Regions from separate parts of the Homo sapiens genome. Here region 2 is linked to region 1. Evidence: chromatin loops called from intact Hi-C (ENCODE). Cell type or tissue: mammary epithelial cell. All regions are shown on one strand.

The links. Peaks named below come from ENCODE experiments on the same cell type or tissue, not always from the same donor. Only the 100,000 strongest peaks of a DNase experiment are listed, where the experiment ranks them.
Region 2: a loop joins it to region 1, with 2.1 times the contacts of the local background. A loop is called at or near these places in 7 of 110 quality-filtered maps.

The regions. Positions count from the first base shown.
Region 1 is chr11:95,449,859-95,457,858 of GRCh38, reverse strand. No RefSeq gene overlaps it. Among named protein-coding and RNA genes, the nearest start is that of SESN3, 220 kb to the right of the region's middle. In mammary epithelial cell, a CTCF peak has its summit at 3,725; DNase peaks (open chromatin) are centred at 3,938 and 5,918; H3K27ac peaks cover 2,298 bases.
Region 2 is chr11:95,240,454-95,248,453 of GRCh38, reverse strand. No RefSeq gene overlaps it. Among named protein-coding and RNA genes, the nearest start is that of SESN3, 13 kb to the right of the region's middle. In mammary epithelial cell, no CTCF peak of the experiment used is centred here; a DNase peak (open chromatin) is centred at 3,183; H3K27ac peaks cover 1,809 bases.

The DNA.
Region 1 (8,000 bases):
TCTTCTAGAAAGAGGAGAAGTATAGAAAAGTAATGAGAAAATAAATAGAAAAATATATTATATGTTGGATGGCAATAAAAAGTGCTTTAGAGAAATATTAAGTAGAATAAGGGACCTAGAGAGTACTCTGGGATAAGGGGGATGAGGCCAGAGTGGTGGAGACACCACCCTGATCATCAGAGCTGATCACCACACTTACTGTTGAAATATTAAAATATATCCTTACCGATTGTTAGACAAGCATGGCCTGAAGCCACTCTACTGCTGCCCTGTCCACCACGTTGGCTGTCCTGGCTCCTGTTTTGGAATACTTCCCCCAGCTCAGCCATGAAAAGATAAATTCCTGGCTCAGGAGGGGACAGCCAGGTCCCTGATCCTGCCCTGTACCCTTGGCTGTTGTGATTGGTCAGTTCTCATGCCAAAATGTTTAAAAGATACTACAAATATCACTCTTGCTGGCATGTCATTTAAGCAGGTCTCCAAGGAAGTAAGGCCAGAAGCCATGGGGGTATGTGGAGCAAAGTATTCCAGGCAGAGGAAACATCAAATGCAATGGCCCAGAGGCTGGAGCGTGCTTGGTGTAGTCCAGGAAGAGCAAGAGGCCGCTGTGGCTCCAGCGTGGTGACCAAGCCTTCCGGAATGTAGCAGATAAAGTCAGAGTTGTAAGGGGAGTTGTGGATCACATAAGGCCTTATAGGCCATTTATATCCATTATTTCTTGCCACAATAATTCTGTATTTAAAAAAAAATCAAGCGGCTTAAATCAATAAGCATCTTCTACTGCTCATAAGACTATCTATGGTTCAGCTGAACTCTGATGATCTTGACAAGGCTCAGCTTACCTCAGCTGGTCTTGCACATTGAGGATCAGGTGTTGGCTTGGCTCAAAGCTGGCTAGTCCGGGGTGGTCTCATTCCCATATCTGACTGTTGACTGGCTGCCAGCTAGGACATGTGACTAGACCACATGTCTCTCATCATCCTGAAGGCTGGCCCAGGCTTGTTTACATGGGGACGGCAGGGTTCCAAGATGCCCAGAGGTGGCACATTGTCATTTATGCTGCATTCTGCAGGTCAAAGAAAATCACAGGGCCTGCCCAGATTCAAGGGGTGAGGAATAGACTCCACCTTTTGCTGGGAGGGGCTATACAGTGGCTTTGCAAGGGAGGCAGATACAGGAAGGGGTGGATAATTGCAGCTGTTTATGCAATCAATTTACTCACCATTGTAAAGACTTTGACTTTTATCCCAAGTATTAAAGGATGCCATTAAAATTTGGAGGAAAAGTGGGTTGTCATATGATTCGCTTTACATGTAAAGTGATTCCTCTGGCAATTGTGTTGAGCATAGACTATAGGGGGTAGGGACAGAGGCAGGGACACAGGTTAGGAAGTGTTGTGACAAACTGGGAGGGAGAATGGTGACCTGGGAAGTGATGCTAGTGGTGGAGTTGATAAGAAGTAGCATATTTTGGATTAGGTTACAGTTGAGCCAATGACTTATGTGTTAATTAGAGAAAGAGAGGTGTCAAGGATGGCTCTAGGGCTTTTGGCCTGTGCAGCTAGTAAAGTAGAGTGGCCATCAACTGAAATGGAGAAAGTGATGGGCAAAGTAGGCTTGTGAGGAAAAACTCAGAGCTTCTTTTGGACATACAGAACTTCATATATCTATTAAACATCAAAGTGGCAATGTCGGTTACGCAGTTAGACATGCTAGCCTGGATTTGGGATGGAGAAATAAATGTGGGAGTTGTTGGCATGTGGATGGTGTTTAAAGGCATGAGAGCAAATGAAATCACCGAGGGAGAGAGGGTAGTTCGGGAAGAAAAGAAGACAAAGGACTGAGTCCTGGAGCCCTCCAATGTGAAGAGGAAAAAGCTTCAAAGCCTCTGAGCAGCAACAACCAATGAGATTGAGGGAAAGGCAAGAGGTGTGGTATTGTGGAAGCCATGTGTGGAAGGCACATGAAAGAGGAGTAGCTGCATGACCACCACATTGAGCTTCCGGCTGAGGAATTCTTGGAAGACGGAGGGCTCTGGGTGCTTCTCTGGAATGAAGATACGTCTTTCCTCAATCTTATGTATATTAATAGAAAAACATATGGTCTTAATCTTTGCCAGAGGATGTCCATGAAAAACAGGGAAGTTGATCTGCTGCAGAGGAGGGGCCCTTTCACGTCCTTTTGCTAGAATTCTCCACGGGGCTGTTTCCAGCTCCCAGGACAGGAACCTCAGCCCCACTGCTGTGCAGCAGCCTGTGCTTCTCCACAGGAAAGAGAAGCACCACTGCTTGGAATGTTGTAGACACCAGGAAATGTTGGGTAAAGAGCAAGGGAATGAATGAAGGAATGAATGAGTAAATCAAGAGTAACCATGGTTAGAAGCTGTGGTTTACAAAAGAGAAAATGAAATAAACCAGGCAAATATTGGGGCCTGAGAAAGAAAAAAAAATGTGGGTGGCTTGAAGTAAAAAGTTTTCTGTAAGATTTGCATTGTTCACCACCAAGGCCTCTACCCGCTGAGACCTTCTCACCCTCTACCCCACCCTCAGAGACCCAGCTCCCCATTCCCTGTCCTAACTCTGCAAGAGTTCCTGGTTCTTCCTGAGAGGTAGATGGTCATTAAACATGGGGGAAAACAACCTAGATTTAAAGTGCAGAAATCAGCTGGATTATAATCTGAGTTTCATGAGATCGTTGTGAAGATTTTTCTACAATGAGGTTTATGAAAACATCTTGTAAACTCTAAAGTGCTATCCAAATGGAAGGACATGTATTTATTTTCCAGAGGTTAGCACAGGAAATATTCACTGTCAAATAGTGTCAGAAGGGAAAAGAGAGAGCTAAAAGATAGCTTCACACCAAGGGAAATGCAAGGTGGAGGCATAGACTTAGGAGAAAGGTAGCAAAGTCAAAAGAGAAGAGCTAGTTGCAAGACTGCAGCCATAAATTGTGTTGGGATAATGCCTTTACTCCCAACTCTTTAGTGAACTCACTGCATTGATGAGATTTGTGGCTCAAGTGGATTTGATTTACCCCCAAGTAAATTGGCAGCTTTGAGGTAGATGACATGCGATAAGGGAGGCCACGTAGTCTCAGGAGTGGAAGCTCTGAGAATGCTTAGGAAGTGAGGCTGGGAGACAGTATAGCAAAGAGCTTTTGATGGACACTCACTGTGAAGTAGAATTCAGGCCAAAGAGTAGGAGAATCTCTGAGGGGAAAGCAAGCCTAGAGCGGAATTTAAGTCACACACTTGTATACAGTAGGGAGTGAAAGATTTGGTATATATAATAGATGCTGTAGGACCTCAAATGAGATGACTAGAGTAATATCTAGAAGGGATTCATTGAAGAAACACTTTCTCATTTTCTACCTTCTCTCCTATGCCCCTAAATCTATTACCATCTTTGTTTCCCTGTCATCCTCTCTCTTTTCCTTTTGTCCTGCCTGTGCCTGAAGGTGTCTATGGTTTTAAAGATTGAGTCTAAACAGCGGTCTCACCAACGCCCTCCCTGGGTCACTCCCCTCCTTTGCCAGAGCCGGCATTGGCACTGCTGGGAAAGAACTCTGCGCAATGCAAGGCAGACTGCATGGACTCGTGCCTGACCCTATCCCCACCCCATTCCCATGCCATACTATTCACCCTGTCAGACAAAAAGGAAAAATGCTGGCACCATGCAGATGATCCAGAACAATGTCCACAGTTTCCAATATAAACTGTGCAGCTCAGGGCTCCCACCCTGCCGAGCGTCCAGTAACTTTTGCTGAGCCATCCAAGCCCAAGGGAAAATAACCCACTGTGAAAGAACAAAGGCAGCCTTAGCTCAGGCCTGTCCCCACCAGTCAGGAGAGGCAGGCGACAGCACCTCTGGGCCAGTGCGGTCCCTGGAGGGCGGCCAAACAGGCTGTTCTGAGCATGACAAGGCAAGGGAGGGGCCCAAGAGGCCCCAGTCAATGAGAAATAGATCTGCCTGAGAAATAATAATGAATGAAAAGGCGCAGTGACAAAGCCTTGCCTCCGAGCTGGTTTGGCACACCCTCAGATCTAATGATATGTTCAGAAAGAAAAATCCACAGGCAAGATTTGGAATCCTTTAAGCCAACTAGTCATCCACAAACAGGCCCAATGATCTTGGTTTTACCAGCAGGCATTCCAAGAAAGGGCTCTTGGGCCTGACAGCTGTCCTTCTTCAACAGGCTCAGCACTTGTCAGTGCTGGAATGTGAAATAGCCTATTTGGGAGCAGAGGGATGGACTAGATGAACCTATGAGCTCACGTAATTCCAGGTCAAACAGGCAGTGAGAATGAGACTAGTACCTGTGACTGTGAAAAGACATACTGGTGAGGGAATAGAAGCAAAGATCAGAAGGAGGGGTCAGGAGGAGCAGGGTCTTTTTCAGTTCTCAAATATTTGCTGAGCTTTCCTTGAGACTTGAGAGCTGAGCACAGTGAGGTTAGGGGACAAAAATAACAGATGCCACCCCACTCTCAGAGTGCTTATGAGATTATCTACCTAAAAGTGCCTTAAAAAACATTTTAAGGGGGTCAGAGAGTATTATTGTCATTACCAAAGATGCCTGGAGATCATCTGACTCTGGATCCAAGTCTGATAGCTTGGTGGAGCTGCTTGGAAGTGGGTATTGAGTTTGTGAAGGCTTGCGTGGGTTCAGGCTCAGCAAAAGGAATGCGTTGATTCATTAGTGCTGTTTGTAATGGATAGAAGGGAATGCTACATATCCAATGACCTGAGTTCCAATCTAATTTGGCCTATTTTACAAATAAAACAGCTGAGTTCCGGGAAGAGGAGATGGCAAAGTTGAACAAAATGGGCACTAGATTGTCACAGCTAAGCCTTCGCTCACCCTGCCCTGGGAGAGCAGGACAGATGAGCAAACTCCAGGAGATGCCGGCGATGCCACACAATCGCACAATCGTAGGGAGGAAGAGAGAAAGGAAGGGAGGGGCTGGGAAGGCTTCTAGAGGCCACAAAGCAGCACCATGTAAACACATACGTGGTTTCCAATGAAACAACAGCTCCCACTTAACCCTCCTTCTCTTTTCCTGACCATGGAAGGTTGAGGTTAGGTTGCCAGGAAAGTGGCAAAACTTTCCCATAGATCCTACCCTGGGTTGAACTTTGAAAGAGTATTATAGATTTCTTAAGAAGTGAAGTGTTACAGGCCACAGTTTATGATGATTAGGTGAGAGTTAAAGCACACATTTTATTCTACATCATAATAGAGCTAGTTGTATACCAGTCCCTCTTTGTGAAATTAAAGATTTCATGAAGATATTATCCCTGCATTACCCAGCAACTAATAAAATTGTATAAAGAGTAGGCATACAGTGAATATTTATGAATTAGACAAATAAATGAAGACATTATTAATATCATTTTTAGGGAATCCAAAGATTAGCAGTTAATCTTCCAGCCAGGAGAGAAAACAAAAACACACTTGTAGTATTAAGTTTATTAAATTATGGAACTGCTCACTCAGCCATTCCAGCCAAGGAGCAAATAATCATAATCATAATCACTAACATTTATTGAAGAATTACCATGTGTTTTATGAGAATAAATACGTCAGGACAGATTAATTGTTTTAACAAGCAATTCTAAAATATCAGTAGTTAAACCATAATCCAATACAGATTGAGAGGGGCAGAGCGGGGAGTGCTATGCTCCAGTCATTCAAGGACCCAGGCTCCTTCCATACAGTGGCTCTGCCTTCTCTGAACCCTAGAGTTCTCTTCTGGATCCTCTGAATCTACCAGTAGATGAGGAAAGAGAGGGTATAGAGGATTATAAGGAAGGTTTTGGGGATAAGCCTTCGATAATGTAGCCTATATCTCTTCTATCCACATTCCATTCATCAGAGCTTAGTCACAAAGCCTCACTTAGATGCAAGGAAGTTGGGAAATGTAGTCTATTGGTGACTCATGAAGAAAAGGGAAAAGGTTGTTGGGTATCTAGCAAGTCTCAGCCACAAAGCATTATCTCATTTAGTGCTCAAGACAGCCTGATAAGGCAGATGTGATTTTTATTCCCATTTTGCAGATGAGAAACTTGAGGCTCAGAAATTAAAATAATTCCCAATATCACACATCTAATAAATGACAGAATTGAAAGTTGGTCCTAGATCTGACTCTAAAGCATATATTCTAGACCCACTAAGTTATGGACCTTCATAACTGAGGTTTTTCTCTTTTCCTTCCTATTTTTCTCTTTTCCTTCCTCACTACACAGACTCTCACCATGTTGATTTTGGCTCTCCTGGATCTAAACTGCTGATAATACTTAGCTATTTGGCATCAGAATATACATTATCTTATCTATTTTCCATTGCACTTCCATGTGGTAGGTATTATTAGCTCTATTTTACCAGAGAGGAAGCTGAGATTGGATGGGTTACATAACTTGGCCAAGATCAAACAGCTAATGAGAGGCACATTTGAACATAGTTGAATGCTGTACTGTGTCTTGCTCCTTGGCCTGGAACTTTGGAAGGCCTTTCCCTAAAAAATGTTTTTAATGACAAAAAATAAAATTGAATCCTAAAAAATGCAACAATCCACTTTCCCACAGAGCATCCCAGAGTGGTTGGCATCTGCAAGGTCAGAGGCCTCAAAACTGAGGTCAGACAAGCTTTTGATTCTTCAGGTCTGAATCCGTCCACAAGGTGGGAATATCAAATAAATTTTTCAGCTTCTGACCTTATTAATTGTAATTAGACTGGCATATCAATGCTTAAAGAGGTTCTTCCCAGCCGAAACCGTCCAGGAAATGAAGAGTCAGATAAATAACAAGGCTGACGCAAGGCTAGGGAAATACTCCAGACTCAACTAGGGGGTGGTCTCTCCAAGCCAACAGCATTATTCATGGCTGGGTCACTGGGTGCTGATGAGGAATCAACAGCTAGAGCAAGATTTGCCTGCTGGGCTCTCTTCTTTCCTCTCCCATCCTCACCCCTATCCTGACCTGCCTACCCTCCTCTCTCCTTGAACTATCCACTTGCACTGAGTTTCTTTATCACACCCTCTCCAGGCACTCAGGAGCCATCAGACATCATGTACTGCTCCCTGAGAGGGAAAAACAGGAAATGAATCTAATTAAAACTGCTGCACTGTAAAGAAGGAATTAATGATAAGAACAATAATGCAATCTGAGGACTTGGGCAAATTGGGCAGATAAAAGGAAAAAAAAAAACAACAGCAGATTATGAGTCTTTGAGGCAGTTGACGCTACAATATCTTCAATCATGCAAGCTGCACTGGTCATAGGAGCACACTGCAGAGCCCCAGAGCCTTGGAACTCCAGCTCCCTCCCTTCCCAATACCCTCCCAGGCGGAATTTTTCCCTTGACTACAGCCTCAGATTTTTCTTCCTAAGGATCTTGAACCCCATTATTTACTCTCAGGCCAGTCTTCATGGGATTGACTGTCACCAGCAGTGACAATCTATGAAGATGTAATAATCCTCCATGTTGGAATCTTTGAGATCATCTACTCCCATACCCAGGGAGGCAACCAGGGCCAGACAGTTTAAATGACTGGCCCAAAGGCAAACTGCTGGTTAGGAAGGGAGCCAGGACACTCAGGCCTACAGCCTTCAAGCTTGGAGAGTCTTTTTGCTAGACCACACTTTGGTGTGCAACTCCAGGTACATGAATTGGTAACAGATTCTACTCTATTATTCATTTTTTTTAAAAATCCTACCAAGATGTCTTGGTCAAAGTTTCCCTTTACTGCTTCTTGCTGGATGCCCAAGAAGCTGGTGGTATCTTTTTCTGTATCAGGTGAACTATAAACCTCTTCTCCTTCCCTTTCAGGCTCTTCCAGGAACCTGGGTTTTGTAATTTCCCATTTCTCCCAATCTAAACTACCTACCTATTTTGCCACCTACCTAAAGAGTCTGTCTTCTGACCTAATTCTCACAGTAATGAACTCATTTTACCTCCCTCTGTATCTTTCTCATGCCCTGCCAAGGATCCATGGTCCTTATA
Region 2 (8,000 bases), 210 kb after region 1:
TGAGAAAAAGCGTCCTCATGAAGCATAAAATCTCGTGGAGAAGGCAGCCAAGCCAAAAAAAAAAAAAATTGCTGTATCAAGATGTAATATGATAAAGTGAAACAGTTTAATCAAGCTCCTTCATGACTAAATATCAGTTTTCTGTGTTAACTTGATGAAGATGGCAGAAAGGTTATTTTTGCTAAAGTAATTTAAGTTTTTCCCTGGCATGTTTGAAGAAAAGGCATCTACTTGCTTGGAGTATCCAGTTTCAAACTCAGCAAAGGCACTACTGTAACACAGCAGAACTGAAACTGGCACCTTTGGAGGCACGGAAAACATAACAGATTAGTTCAGGTCAAACAAGTGGCTTCTATCAGTGGTTGGGTTGTAAAGAATAAAAAGGGGGAAAAGTGAGGAGATTAGCAATGTCTCGAATCCCATAACCCTCAATCCCTTATGTCATCCATAGTTCTGACGTGGGTCTTGAGTTTCACTTATTTTTCTCAGATTGATGCTTTCAGCTTTTCTAACAGGCTGTATGACCTCTCAGGTGTCACCTTTGCTGTGGATGTTCTTTTTTCCATCTGCAGTGACATGGCATATGACTCAACCTTCAGAATTTGAAGTTAATGAAAAGGTTTGGATGATCCCAACTTTTCTCTTGGGCAGATAATAGCAAAGTTTTATCTTACTTGCCTCTCCAGCTTCCATCGTATATTTCAGGTTATTTTGCTTCTGAATAATGGCAGTGGTAGCTGAATTAGAAGTTCACTGGAATTCTGATCTCAGCTTTTCACTTGTTTTTAAAAATGCTTCCTGTTGCTTGTTAAATCTTAGTTGCTATTGTTAAGTAGCACACTGTATTTACAGTGAGTTAAGGAACATCAAGAAAACTGCTCTGGATTACTTTGTCAACCCTTTCACAGAAAGCACAGATATACTACCCTCAGGTGACCTAGGAGACAATGGGTTCCACTGTCATTGCTGGCCCACATTGTGTACCCAGATGGACTGACATTTTAATTTCTGCCTCTTTTGTGCCTTCCATTATCCTGGGGACCAAGGTATAAACGTGTCTGGAATCACAATTTGTGGAAGGTTAGTAAAATTTTGAAACAGGGCCAGGACCATTCAGTGCTTGAGATGGATGTTTTGGAGTCTCTCCAAATGTATGGGTTGTCCATTTGTGCCATGTGTCCAGACTGGAGTCTAGAATAGACAGTTAAGACAAAATTATGCTTACTGCAGGCTAGTTTTACAATGGAAAAAAACTGAAGGGAGCAGTCTGGAGAGGGTTGCCTCTGTGCTTTAGAAGGCTTGTTCCATAGAGGAATGCTGCTTGAATGTAATAAGACTTTAGGATCCTTAGGAGGCCATTACTATATAAAGGATGATTTAAATGGAAAATGATGGCTAAGACTGAAAAGGCTCTGGTTGTTGGCAAATGTTCTGTCTACTCAAAAGGAAGATAATTCTATGTAATAAAAAGGCAGGGCGTTTTTATTCAGCCTGAGTTGGTATCCCAGCACCACCATGTATCAGCTGTATGAATTTGAGAACGTTAACTTGCTTCTCAGAAAAGCAGTGGTATTATGAAGTTAGGGTTAAGTGAGTTAATATGTATAAATGTTTAGCATGATGCCTGACACATTGAAAGTGTTCTGCCAAATCCTATGAAGAGACAACCTAAAATATAATACTCTAGTGGTTTATAAGGTTTTTGGGGTTCACTTTGGGAATTTGATGAAAACTGTAGATTCTTCCTCCTCAGGAAAATATATATATATATACACATTTTTTGCACAGTTTTAGGAAATTCAAAGATCCAAAGCAGTACAGTGATAGGTTTTAGGTTAAGATCCTTTGTTCTAGGCCAAGACCCATTCTCAAAAGAAAGAATAAGGTCCTCAGTTTAATTTATATTTTATATATTTTTGATCATTTGTAATCATAATCTCCTTTTTAAATTTGGAAGGGATCTTATCTAGTCTAAATTCCATATTTTATTTATTTTATTTTATTTAGCGGTAATGGTACTAAGGTCCTGAGAAAATACTTGGTATTTCAATTAAGCTGAGAACTCTTTATCAATTTTGCATTTCTATAATCAAAATTAAGTGCATTTTCTTTATCCACTACCCTTCATATTTGAGATCTTCCTTAAATTTTACTTATTTCTACTTTGTTCCTAATCCTGTTCTCTAAGATACATTTACAGCCCTCAGAAATTCATGTTTATTCCAAGGTCCATGATGGATACAACAATCTTTTCATTTCTGTGTATTTAAATTAGCACATTAAACTCTGCCCTGCCATATCCAGTTGATATTGTGGTATTTAATGGAAAAGAACCTTGTGCTGTGCTAGAGTAATAACTTCATCAGGTAGGAATTTAAATTAACAAAGACTTATTGAACACCTACAATGGGAGAAGCTTCATTCTATGTCACCTGGAATACATAAATGAACAGAATCCAGACACAGTGTGTGCCCTCATGGAGCTTAGAGTCTAGCAATGAAAATGGTCTTTCTTTCAGAAGAACATTCTGAGGTTAGAATTCAGTTCATGGATGGGGCCAGAGATGAGCTGCAAATTTTCAGCCATGTGAATGCCACCAATGTCTCCATTACCACTCCACAAGGACACTTGCTTTCATTTGCTTAAACAATCCCTGATTCATCATGGGCAGCGCAAAACACAGAATGACCAAAGTATGTCTAGGCAAAATCCCATAACTTCCCCCTGGCAGGAGCATGAACTACAGGTAGCAAATAGGACATATTTAGGTAAGTCATCTCTAGGCTTTTCACTGCAAAAAATATTTTTAAGCTCTTCTACTTTGCTACCAGGATAATTTGGGTGACTTTTGAGGAGAATTTTAACAATAGAGGAAAGGTTCTAGGGTTTAGCAGTTTGCTATAGTTAGAAGGTCGCAGGAAGTAGGGCAGATGATGTGAAAAGAAGCAGATTAATAAAAGGGATGGGAGACTGGGACATGAAAAATTGGAAGTATATCAGATATACGTGACAGGGCCAAAAGCAAGAGACATGAAAAGGCCTTGAAATCATGTAACATTGTTGAAACTGGTTATTCCTCAGAGCCCGTGGATCCCAGTGACATGTTAGCTCTTCTGACTTTGCATCACCAGTGGTGATTCATAGGCTCTAAGGAATTCACCTAATCTCACTCCTGAATGGGGTTAAATGATGTTGCTGGAGCCCTGAAGACAAAAGGCAAAAAGAACAAAAAGCTGAGCTGGCTGAGAGCTGGTAGGGTGTGGCTCCAGCCTCTACTCACCCTGAGTTGTTGCCTCATCTAGGGGAACGGACTGCTGGTCTTCATTTCAAAGCTACTATGGGAAGCACCAGGGCTATGGAAACTATGATACCAACACATAAAGGCATCTACCTTCTCTTTACTTTTTCCACGCAGAAAAATATTACCCTATTTGGTTACCCTCCATATCTAGAAACTTATTCTTGTTTGGCTAAATATACCCTCTGGTTCTTTGAAAAAGGGGAGAAATTCTTCCCAATGTTCTTAGGAGGAATGAACTCAGACTTTGCTTCAGCCCTTCTTACCTGTGATGCCACTGCACAATGAGCTAAGCACTATAGGTGAAAGACGGAAATTAGATTTATGATATCTGAGGAAGGTGAAATCAACCTAAATGAGTTGCATCATTAGCTCAAGGGAACAAAATCATTTACTTATGACCTGGTAAAGCAGGGACCTTTTCATGAGCATTCATAATCCATAGGCCGCAATATTTTTTAGCAGAGGAATTGCTTATCTCTTCTCCCGGTGACTGCTTTGATAGACAACATTATAAATATCCTATAGTATGGGTCTTTGGTTTTGTAAACAACCAGAAATAAATAAGGCATTTTGCCTGATGACTAAACCAGAATTACAAAGAAAGAGGCTTCTACAGACAGAAGGCAATCATAAAAGGCAAAGAAGACCTTTTAGAAGAACTGCGGTGCTTGGTACACACTTAAATACTTTTACCCATCTACCACCAAGGGGACCCTCTCAGCCCAGCCCCACATTTATAAAAACCAGACCTATTTATGTTTGGGTTCTTCCTTGAGTCATACAGAATATATTGGACATATTATCTTCTATATTTTGTTCATATCACAACAGGTAGTTGCTTCCTGCAGAGTGAAAGTAGGAATCATTACCTATGGCTAGTAGACAAAGCTCTAGAAGTATTCCAAAGCACTCGATCTCAGAGTTCCAGCTCTTAAATGGGAACAATATTTCCTTTTCATTAACTGGCAAACTGTAATTTTTCAGTTAAAAACTTAAAGAATGATCTTTAGCTTAGAAAAAAGAGAATTTGTTGGGAGCAGGACACATAAGGGTATATATACGTGTGTGTGTTTTTGTGTGTATACACATACACTCATCTTCATACACATGTAAAGCCAAATTTTAGAAATCATCTTTCTTCATCTAGAGAGAGGTTAGAATGAAGAATACATTCGTGTCATTTAATTTCTCCATGACCTTAGCTTCTTCATTATTCAACAGTATCACTGACACTGAGTTCTCTCAGAATCTGACTGGATAGACTAGCTAACAGAAGACAAAAATGTACTTTGCAAACACAAGTGCAATAAAGATGTTTAATGATAAACCCTGAGTGTTATCAAGCACTTGAGGCCCTTTTAAATCAAAACAAACTGTCTTGGTAAATGGTACTAGGGAACCCAAAACATTAAAATTCAAGTAAATTTCGATTGCTGTTTAAAAATACATTTTTGTATGAAATCTTTTAAAAATAACACAAATAGCTAACATTTACTGAGTACTAATGATAGGGGAGACACTGTTCTCAGTGCTTTACATATGTCTTTTAATTTAATCCTCACAAAAAAACCCTATGAAGTAATGAAAAATGAAGTTTGAGGAGTTTTTGAACAGTGACTAGATTATACAATATTGAGGTTAAAAAAAATGGAAAATTTTCAATTTCACCCTTATAGAAGTCTTAGGCAATACATTTTAGGTCACAGCTAAAGTTACACTTGCATAATGAGAATGTTTCCATTTGCTTCCATTCCTGGACACTCTAGTTCCCCATAGACATGTGGAATGTCTAGATGTTCATGTCTTCACTGAGAAATAGAAAATGCAAAGTGACAGGTCTGGTATATACAGAAATAACAGTAGTGCTATCTCATCAAGAGCAAGGCCAGCACAACCACAACCCATCTAGTACTGCCCAGGGAGGCCATTTTATTTTCTTCACCATACCTGAAAAGTGGCAGAGCGAAGTACCTCGTTTATTTTCCAAATGTTTAATGAAACCTAAGAACTATTTCACATGTCAGATAGAAAATGAGTTCAAGGGTTGCTGAGCTCAGCATGAGTCCAGGATAAACTAGGGGAGGAGAGAGCGAGAGAGAGAGAGAGAGAGAGAGAGACAGAGAGAGATTTAGAAAGGAAAGGAAGGAGCAGTGCCTTCCGCAGAGACTGAGGAATACGATGCAAAGGAATGGAAAACCACAACAGTCCAGCTCTACTGTGATTAGCTGAGGCTCTTCTAAAGCCAGCGATTGGCCCTAAAGAAATGTATCAGTTAGTTGTCCAGGGACATTCTACCTCTGGCAAGTTGAGTAAAATTAAAACATTTACACATATTTACATTTCTAAAACTAAATGACTTCCTAGTATACACCTGGTCCCCTTTATAACCACCCCACAGAGGCCACCACAGTGATCTTTAATTTGTATCCTGAGACAAAGTGCCCTCATTCCCTTTGTTTTTGTCCTGACTACTTCCTTCTTGAAAACTTTTGAGGAAATTTAACTTTGATTTTTGTTTTTATTGCTTTGTTTTTCTTTTTCGTTCATAAACTCTGGGAAATCATTAAACCGGACCTGCAGGCATTAAGTCTGAATGAAGGATAATGTGTGGAAAAGGAGAAAGCCTTTGTCTCTCAGTTTTCTGTGTAGGCAGTTGATAGCACACACATATTAGAATCACTCTAACATGAAACCTGGAAAGGAGAAGCACTTTGGGTAATAGATTACTGATTGCCGTTCTCTAACTTGGAACAAAAAAAACGTTCTAAAAAGTTTGAGGGTTTTGCACAGCAGACATTCTTAGTGAAACATAGACTGTAAGAATTTTTCTGTGTAAAAACTGAAATGGGGGTTTTCTGGCCGAGTGAGTTCTAGTTCTTTCTTTTGGAATGTCCTGACTTTCACATCCATTTACTAATGAGAACTAAGGGTAATATTTCATATGTATAAGTGCTTGACGTGGAAATGAAGGAAGATTATTTCCGTCAGTCTCTTTTGGATGAAAGAAACAGAATTAAGTTACTTCACAAAATCAGCAGTGGGAGGAGATTAGATCGGTGAAGGAAATTATTACAGAGATACACAAGGACTGGAAGTGGAAACACACCAGGATTTAAGGAACTCTAAATACCAGTGTCTTAGCTTCTTTGCTTTCTTTCTGTGCCTTGCCCCCTCCTCCTACCCCTCCCAGCTTCCTCACCCTTTACTTCCTATCCGTTCTGTTCCTTCTTCGTTTTAGTTTGCATATGGTTCATGACATCCTCTTACAATCTGACTTTGCTGCCAACTGGCTTAGTATCATAGTTTCCTGATGCCAAATCTCCAAGAAAGGAATCTGATTGGCTCAGATTATCATTTTGAGCTAGTCCATACAGATGGATGGCTAGGTTACGGAATGACTGTCTTTGAGTCAAGCGTCTATTCCTCGGTTGACTCACATAGTACAGAGCATAATTATTTAGAATAAGGCCACCAGCAGAAAGATTTACTTAGAGGAGGCTGTGGATAAGACAGGTTGATATGAACATCTTGAATTTGCTGGCAGGTTATGTGGAAACCAGTTTATTCATCTTATTTCTAGAGAATCTAATCCCAGCTTATTGCAATAGACCTGTACTTGTCTTGATATAGCATGTGAAAGTACCAACAGCACCTCCTTCCTCTACCCTTAATTGTTAATTTTATCAACTTTATCTTCATCATGTCCATCACTTTATCTCCGTGACTAGCCAAGTGCCTAGGAATCTTCAGACTTATATCTCAGAACATTTGGAATTTTGACTTGGGTGCCAACAAAGGTAGTTTTCTTATCCAAAGATCACCCAAATATTTTTCACGTAATATGCCAGTGGGTAATAAAATACTAGAATAGAGAATAATGGGTATGTGTTTGCCTATTCTCATAGCATTTATTTCAATAGGTGTCCAGTGAGCTATATTTGGTAAATGTATGAGAGATTTAATCTAGTGGACCTTATTGTTTGGTAACCTAACACAGATAATTAGTTCAAAGAATATTTATAAAAATGACTAACTGAATAATGCCAAAGCATGATTTTATAACACTGTAAATCCTGGTGGCATCAAGCAGATCTGGGTTCAAATCAGAGCTCTACCTTGTGTGACCTTGACCAAATTTTCAGTCCCTATAAATCACATTTAAATAGAGATAATAATAGCTACTTCATAGACGTTTTATAAGTATTAGGCAAAATAATTTATGTAGGTTATTGAATAATTATTGGCACATACTAAGTACTCAGAAAATGATAGTGGTTGCTTCTATTACCATATCTATGATGATTATCATCACTACCATGAAGGTTACGGGGATTACAGAATATGGATTAGAAATATGATGGTTATCTTCAAGTACTTTACTGTCTTAAGACAGATAATATCGATGTACTTGTTAGAAATTGTGCACACATATCACTTGCACATATACAAATGGAAATCAACAGGGTGGGGGCTAAGTGTGAAATGCTAAATGTTAGATAATAAAGTGATATTATTTAATTCGGAAAAATAGATTAAAATTTTGGTGAATTTTTAATAGGGATAGTGCCCCTCAGAAAAGAAAGGAAGATTTGCACCCCTCATGGAAGTTTGCCTACTGCAATGTAAAAAGCCAGGATACATAGGAGTTTTGCAATTGGAGCATGAACTATATTAAAATGGGGAACTGAAACACTGGGA